Regions from separate parts of the Homo sapiens genome. Here region 1 is linked to region 2. Evidence: chromatin contacts called from ENCODE Hi-C or POLR2A ChIA-PET data. All regions are on one chromosome and are shown on one strand. The core of a region is the stretch at or near the end of the contact, and the rest is flanking DNA. Distances in the headings are between cores, read along the strand shown. Region 1 has its middle 4.4 kb from the start of CIROZ. Region 2 holds the start of EXOSC10-AS1 (EXOSC10 antisense RNA 1).

Region 1 (3,779 bases), core at 530-3,029, 110 kb after region 2:
CCAAGTTCAAGCACCCCATGAATTCTGTGCGTGTATCTTTGAGGGTGGACCCCAGGTAAGAACTTCTGCATGAGATGCTCAAGTCAAGCACTCAGCACCCTGCTGACTCAGAGGAGGCCAGCCCATTAATGGCAGTTCTTAGCAGCAGAAAAGTTGGCTGCTCTCCTTCCAGGGCAAGGATGGGCAAAGATTTGCATTCTGTTCAGGAGAGGGGAACTTCCCTTCTAGAATGGTTTAAATCTTTCCTTCCTCCCTTCTTTCCTTCCTTCCTTCCTTCCTTCCTTCCTTCCTTCCTTCCTCTCTCTCTCTCTCTCTTTCTCTCTCTCTCTCCCTCTCTGTCTCTTTCTCTCTTTCTCTCTTTACTTTTCTTTTTTTTGACGGGTCTCACTCTGTTGCTCAGGCTGGATTACAGTGGTTTGATCATGGCTCACTGTAGACTTAACCTCACAGGCTCAAGTGATCCTCCTGCCTCAGCTTCCCAAGTAGCTGGGACTACAGCCACCCTGCCCGTTTATTTATTGTTTATTGCTTTTTTGAGACAGGATCTTGCTCTGCTGCCCAGGCTGGAGTGCAGTGGTATGATCATGGCTCACTGCAGCCTCAACCTCCTGGGATCAAGTGATCCTCCTGCCTCAGCCACATCAGCCTCTCCAATAGCTGGGACCATAGGCAAGTACTACCATGCTTGGTTAGTTTTTTTTTTTTTTTTGTAGGGACAGAGGTCTCACTTTATCGCCCAGGCTGCTCTTGAACTACTAGGCTCAACAAATCCTGCTGCGATTACAGGTGTGAGCCATCGTGCCCGGCCTGAATCATGCTGCTTCTTTCTTTCTTTCTTTCTTTCTTTCTTTCTTTCTTTCTTTCTTTCTTTCTTTCTTTCTTTCTTTCTTTCTTCCTTCCTTCCTTCCTTCCTTCCTTCCTTCCTTCCTTCCTTTCTTTCTTTCTTTCTTTTCTTTCTTTCTCTTTCTTTCTTTCCTTTCTTTCTTTCTTTCTTTCTCTTTCTCTTTCTCTCTTTCTCTCTTTCTTTCTCTCTTTCTTTCTTTCTTTTTTTTCAGACAGGGTCTCTTGCTCTGTCGCCCAGGCTGGAGTGCAGTGGCACAATCTCGGCTCAATGCAACCTCCGCCTCCCTGGTTCAAGCGATTCTTGCACCTCAGCCTCCCAAGTAGCTGGAATTACAGGCGCCCGCCACCATGTCTGGCTAATTTTTGTGTTTTTAGTAGAGGTGGGGTTTCTCCATGTTGGCCAGGCTGGTCTCAAACTCCCGACCTCAGGTGATCCACCTGCTGTGGCCTCCCAAAGTGCTGGGATTACAGGCGTGAGCCACCGCGCCCGGTCTCATGATTCTAATAGAGCAAAAAAGACCGTGTTTCACCAACAGGCTGCATTGCCCATTCACCTTCTGCCTCTCAGGCAACCAAGTATCTAGTTATTTTGTGTGTTTGTAACTGACTGATCAGGAGGAACTTCAGCAAGCCTGGTAATAGTTTGGTTAAATGTTGGTTTCCTCCTCATAAAAGTGGTAAGTAATGGTGCCAGATCTCAGCAAGATGGACATCCTGAAAAGGCCTGGGAAGCTTGGCAGTTGGAATCAATATGTATATTTTTAGTAATCGTTAACCTCTAAGTATCAAAGGAGACCAGTGAGTGGGTCAGTGGTTTCTGCTTTTGAAAAACCAGCTCAGTGGGTATTTGCAAGAGAAGGAAGGTGTTAATAAGAAAACCATGGGGAAAACCGTGCTGGGGCTGACTTGGCCAATTCTCACGGCTTCCAACTATTGCATAAAAGCTACTCTTGACCGGGCGCGGTGGCTCACGCCTGTAATCCCAGCACTTTGGGAGGCTGAGACGGGTGGATCACGAGGTCAGGAGATCAAGACCATCCTGGCTAACACGGTGAAACACCGACTCTACTAAAAACACACACAAAAAAATGAGCCAGGCTTGATGACGCACGCCTGTGGTCCCAGCTACTCAGGAGGCTGAGGCAGGAGAATCACTTAAACCCGGGAGGCAGAGGTTGCAGTGAGCTGAGATTGCATCACTGCACTCCAGCCTGGGTGACAGAGCGAGACTGTCTCAAAAAAAAAAAAAAAAGAAAGCTATTTTGAAAATGTGATTTTCCCAAATGGAGAAATGAAATTTGAGCTCCACTGGAAAGACCCCAATGAAATTGCTTTCTCTAAAAATATCTAAGACGGGAGCCCCTACTGCGTGTGTGTGTGTGCGCGCGCATTTCTAGGAGTGTGTGGGGCATATGCTAAGAGTTTTGTATAGGGTTGTGTGTGTAGGTGGGTTTCAGGGTGTGTGTGTAGAGATGTCTGTGGCTATGTTTATAGGTGTGTGCGTGTGTGTGTAGGAGGAATGGGGTTTAGGGTATCAGATTAGGAAAGAAAACCTGTTTTTCAATTCCTGTTTCTTCTTCTCTTTTTAAGATTTAAACAACAGCTCCAGGGTGGTCCTTGCAGGTTCTCTGAGTGAGCTGTGTACCAGTGATGTTTGCCCTGGCTTTGGCGTTTCTGTTTGAGGCCTTATGAAGTGGGCCAGGGCATCTGGGCCTCCTCCAGGGCCCGTGAGGGTTTCACCAGCTGTGTGTTCTGATCCTGCCTGCTTCTGTTTGGTGTGATGAGGGCCTTTCACCTGAGCGTGAACAGATCCTGGTGACAACCAGCTTCCATGCACCACTCTGGGTCTCCACTTCCAACTCCATGTCTTCTTAGGCGGCTCATGATAAATCCCGAGCAATTTGGGATTAAAGGAAAAGTTGGTCAACAAAAAGATGAGTTAAAAAGAGAAACAGGGCTGGGTGTGGTGGCTCACGCTTGTAATCCCAGCACTTTGGGAGGCTGAGGCGGGTGGATCTCGAGGTCAGGAATTTAAGTTCAGCCTGGCCAAGATGGTGAAACCCCGCCTCTACTAAAAATACAAAAAATTAGCCAGGCGTGGTGGCAGGTGCCTGTAATCCCAGCTACTCGGGAGGATGAGGCAGAGAATTGCTTGAACCTGGGAGGTGGAGGTTGCAGTGAGCAGAGATCGTGCCACTGCACTCCAGCCTGGGTGACAGAGTGAAACTCCGTCTCAAAAAAAGAAAAGAAAAAGAGAAACAGGCTGGGTGCAGTGGCTCACACCTGTAATCTCAGCACTCTGGAAGCCTGAGGCAGGAGAATCACTTGAGCCTAGAAGTTTGAGACCAGCCTGGACAACGTAGTGGTATCTTTCGTACGGACCCCATCTCAGAGACCTCTGGTCTCTGTCTCTTGTTTGTTTGTTTTTTGAGATAGGGTCTTGCTCTGTCGCCCGGGCTGGAGTGCAGTGGTGTGATCTCAGCTCACTGCAACCTCTGCCTCCTGGGTTCAAGTGATTCTCGTGCCTCAACCTCCCGAGTAGCTAGAATGAGTGATATGCGCCATGATGCCTGGCTAATTTTTGTATTTTTAGTAGAGATGGGGTTTCACCATGTTGGCCAGGCTGGCCTCAAACTCCTGACCTCAAGTGATCTGCCCACCTCAGCCTCCCAATGTGCTGGGATTACAGGCGTGAGCCACCGTGGCTGTTCCCTCTGGTCTCTTTTGTCTCTAGAAAAAATTTAAAAATCATCCAAGCATGGTGGTGTGTGCCTGTATTCTCAGTTACTCAGGAGGCTGAAACAGGAGGATTGCTTGAACCCAGGAGGTCGAGGCTGCAGTGAACCGTGATTGCACCATTGCACTCATGCCTGGGTGACAGAGTAGGACCCTGTCTCAAAGAAAAAAAAAAAAGCCAAATCCCAGATATGTGGGAA
Region 2 (3,880 bases), core at 525-3,024:
AAGCCAGGCGCTGGTGGCGCACACCTGTAATCCCAGCACTTCGGGAGGCCAAAGCAGGTGGATCACTTGAGGTCAGGAGTTCAAGACCAGCCTGGCCAACATGGTGAAACCCCATCTCTACTAAAAATACAAAAAAAAAAAAAAAATTAGCCGGGCATTGTGGCACACGCCTGTAATCCCAGCTACTTGAACCTAGGAAGCGGAGGTTGCAGTGAGCTGAGATTGCACCACTGCACTCCAGCCTGGGCAGCAGAGTGAGACTCTGTCTCAAAAAAAAAAAATAAACAGGGCAGGCACGGTGGCTCCGCCTGTAATCCCAGCACTCTGGGAGGTCGAGGCGGGAGGATCACAAGGTGAGGAGTTCGAGACCAGCCTGGCCAATATGGTGAAACCCCGTTTCTACTAAAAATACGAAAAAAATTAGCCGAGCGTGGTGGTGCACGCCTGTAATCCCAGCTACTCGGGAGGCTGAGGCAAGAGAATTCGTTGAACCCGGGAGGCGGGAGGTTGCAGTGAGCCAAGATTGCGTCACTGCACTCCAGCCTGGGCAACAGAGTGAGACTCCATCTCAAAAAAAATAAAAATAAAAATAGGCTGCACGCTGATGACTCGTATCTGTAATCCCAGCACTTTGGGAGAGCAAGAGTGAAACTTTGTCCCAAAAACATGGTTTTTTTTGTTTGTTTGTGACAAGGTCTCACTCTGTTGCCCAGGCTGGAATGCAGTGGTTCGATCTCGGCTCACTGTAACCTCCACCTCCCGGGCTCAAGCCTCAGCCTCCCGAGTAGCTGGGATTACAGGCATGTGCCACCACGCCCGACTAATTTTTGTGTTTTTAGTATAGACAGAGTTTCACCATGTTGGCCAGGCTGGTCTCCAACTCCCGACCTCAGGTGATCCACCCGCCTCGGCCTCCTAAAGTGCTGGGATTACAGGTGTGAGTCACGGCGCCCAGCCTCAAAAACATAACCTTAAAAAGAAATTTTTGAGACAGGGTTTCATCCTGTCACCCCGGCTGGAGTGCAGTGGAGCCTCCACCTCCTCGGCTCAAGCAACCATCCCACCTCAGCCTCCCGAGCAGCTGGGACTACAGATGCGCACCACCACTCCCGGTAATCCCGGTTTGTTTGTTTTTTAAATTTTTAAATAAACACGAGGATAAGCGGGGATCGTGGCCCTCGCCTGGGGTCCCTGCTACTTCGCAGGCTAAGGTGGGAGGATCTCTTGAGCCCAAGAGTTCGAAACCAGATTGGGCAAACCTCGTGTCAAAAATATATGTGATAGTCAGGTCCTCCAGGCCGCACCCTAGATCACAGGGTTGTTGGGATGATACAATATGAGGTAAAAGAACGTGAAATTCACACCAGAGCGCTCGAAAGTGCCACCCTAATCGCAGGCTTCCCAACCTAATCGCAGGCTTCCCAACCTAATCGCAGGTGCCCCACCCTAAACGCAGGCTTCCCAACCTAATCGCAGGCGCCCCACCCCAATCGCAGGCTCCCCACACTATAATCAGACGCCCCGCCCGCCGCTTCGACCTGGCGCATGCGTGGTGCGCACGCGTCCCGTCTCCTCGGCCGACAAGCTCTCGCGAGACGAGCCGTGCAGGCTGAAAAAATGGCGCCACCCAGTACCCGGGAGCCCAGGGTCCTGTCGGCGACCAGCGCAACCAAATCCGACGGAGAGATGGTGCTGCCAGGCTTCCCGGACGCCGACAGCTTTGTGAAGGTGAGTTCGCGGGGCCTCGGGGGTACCAGGAGTCGCCCGCGGCCGCCGGAAGCCGACTGGGCCCTCTGGGCAGCCAATGCCCGCCCGCCGTAGTGGAGCCCGAGCGAGGGTCGCGGGGCCCCTGTCCGCGCTGGGCGCAGACTCTCCTGCACCCTCCGGGGATGGGGCCTCGGAAACGGACACTGAGGGGCGTCCCGCTTGCGAGCCTAAGTCCATGGAGGCCCAAATGTGGAAAGCCGTCTCGCATCCTGGGAAAGGCTTCCTTGCCACCCAGACGTCCCTAGCCCTTGCGACGTCGCGCTCGCCACGCCCTAGCCACCCGACCAGCTCTCCGCAGGGGCTCGGCTTCTTCGCGCTCCCCACACTTGCCTGGAGTTGTCTCCTCCCGCGGCCAGTATGGCCCTTCTCTTCCTCTGTTTCTGAAGTCCAGTCCTACATAATTTTTAACCCTGAGTTAAATGTCACCTGTTAAAGCCCCATTGCACGTTTATTAGTAACTCCTGGAAGGTATACAGGGCGTTCACTTAAGATCTTTGTATAACTTAGCTTAAATATGAGCAAACGTACAACTAGGCTTAAGGTGTGCATAGCTCTTACAAAGCAATGAAACTAAAATAATTTGTAAATTAACCCTATAAATTTACAGAAATTCCACTAACGTTGTATCTTATCTAATTTGCTGTTAGCTAATGCTATTGATTCATTAACATGGCTCTCAATAGTTCCTGGACCACTAACTGTGGTCCTGGTTGTGTGGCGGTCATGCTCATAAGCTACCATGTTCCCCTCCGTGACTTAATTTCCCACCTCCTTTCTCTGCTTTTTTCTTGGGAAATGTTTATTCACAAAACTCACAATGACGTTTTAGGCCTTCACATGATCAGCCATCATTTATGTCACTTCACGGCTTTTTTTCGTTACCTCACAACAGTTAAAATAGAGAACCACTTGACACTAACTGAACAATAAACACAAATCCAGTTTTAGATAGTAGCTGTTATAAATTTGTCGTCCAAGGATCTAGGATAAGCTTGTATTGTTTTTAGATGCTCATCCAGATGAAAACACAAAAACAAATTCCTGTAGAAAGCTCTTGGATCTGAACTTGAGTCGTAATAATAACGCTTATGTGCCAAGAACTGTCCTAAGTGCTTTTATTAGCTTATTCATTCTGTCCTCACAAAAACTCTGTGGTGCAGGCCCTTTTTATTTTTCCTGTTTCTCAGAGGAGAACACTAAAGTCCAAATAAAGCAATCACTTGTCCAAGATCTCAGTTAATACGTAGCAGAGTCAAGATTCAACCCCAGGTATTTGTGAATATTAATCAGATTATATACGTATGTATTCTGTCTCTCAACTCTCCCAAGAATATAAGCTCCAAACTTGGTTTCCTGTTCAGTATTGTATTCTCAGGGCCTAGATTAGATTGGGGTTTGGCACTAAATGAGTGCTTTTTTTGATGGATGAAGAGTAGATACCTTGTATACGATAGATCAAAAAAATGACATACCAAATGAATGGGGATCCCTGTGTAAACATGCCATCTTTTCTTGTTTTTGACAGTTTGCTCTTGGGTCCGTGGTGGCAGTCACCAAGGCATCTGGGGGCCTACCACAGTTTGGCGATGAGTATGATTTTTACCGAAGTTTTCCTGGCTTCCAAGCATTTTGCGAAACACAGGGAGACAGGTTGCTTCAGTGGTAAGTACTGTACTTTGTTTTCTTGTGTTAGTGAAAAGAAATGAAAACAAAGAAGTAGATAAATTTTTCCTGAAATTTATTTTTCCTTAAACATTTTCTGTGGTATGAAGAGCTATAAAATGTGAAAATTGAAGCAATGGATTTTGATTAGGGAAATATTACTTGGTATATTTTTAGTTTAGCCTTTAAAAAATGTATTGACTTTTGTACTGAAAAAATATATTGACTTTTGTACAAATCTTTTTTAATTAAATGGGACGTGAACACTTAGAGCCAAGATTCTTTTTTTTTTTTGAGACGGAGTCTCGCTCTATTGCCCAGGCTGGAGTGCGGTGGCATGATCTCGGCTCACTGCAAGCTCCGCCTCCCAGGTTCACGCTATTCTCCTGCCTCAGCCTCCTGAGTAGCTGGGACTACAGGTGCCCGTCAACACGCCCAGCTAATTTTTTGT

What was found. A loop is a pair of places that touch in the nucleus more often than their neighbours do. ChIA-PET counts read pairs that join two places held with the same protein, here RNA polymerase II (POLR2A). Pooled maps may share reads with other maps.
Region 1: a pooled map shows a loop between it and region 2 (3-fold over the local background). The contact joins the enhancer-like site here to the promoter of EXOSC10-AS1 in region 2. A Hi-C loop is called at or near these places in 2 of 50 pooled maps. POLR2A ChIA-PET finds 5 or more read pairs at or near these places in 3 of 52 experiments (PC-9, activated B cell and activated CD4-positive, alpha-beta T cell).

The regions. Positions count from the first base shown.
Region 1 is chr1:10,984,576-10,988,354 of GRCh38, reverse strand. No RefSeq gene overlaps it. Among named protein-coding and RNA genes, the nearest start is that of CIROZ, 4.4 kb to the right of the region's middle. Within about 2 kb of position 1,779, at least 2 of the 41 ENCODE cell types and tissues checked have a DNase peak (open chromatin) inside an H3K27ac peak, as active enhancers do.
Region 2 is chr1:11,097,569-11,101,448 of GRCh38, reverse strand. EXOSC10-AS1 (EXOSC10 antisense RNA 1) reads right to left here and starts at 1,774. Exons shown (of 2, transcript NR_135062.1): 1 at 1,635-1,774. EXOSC10 (exosome component 10) reads left to right here and starts at 1,580. Exons shown (of 25, transcript NM_001001998.3): 1 at 1,580-1,728; 2 at 3,293-3,429. The coding sequence starts at 1,618. RefSeq lists enhancers at 1,291-1,851, 2,141-2,200, 1,852-2,414 and a silencer at 2,038-2,239.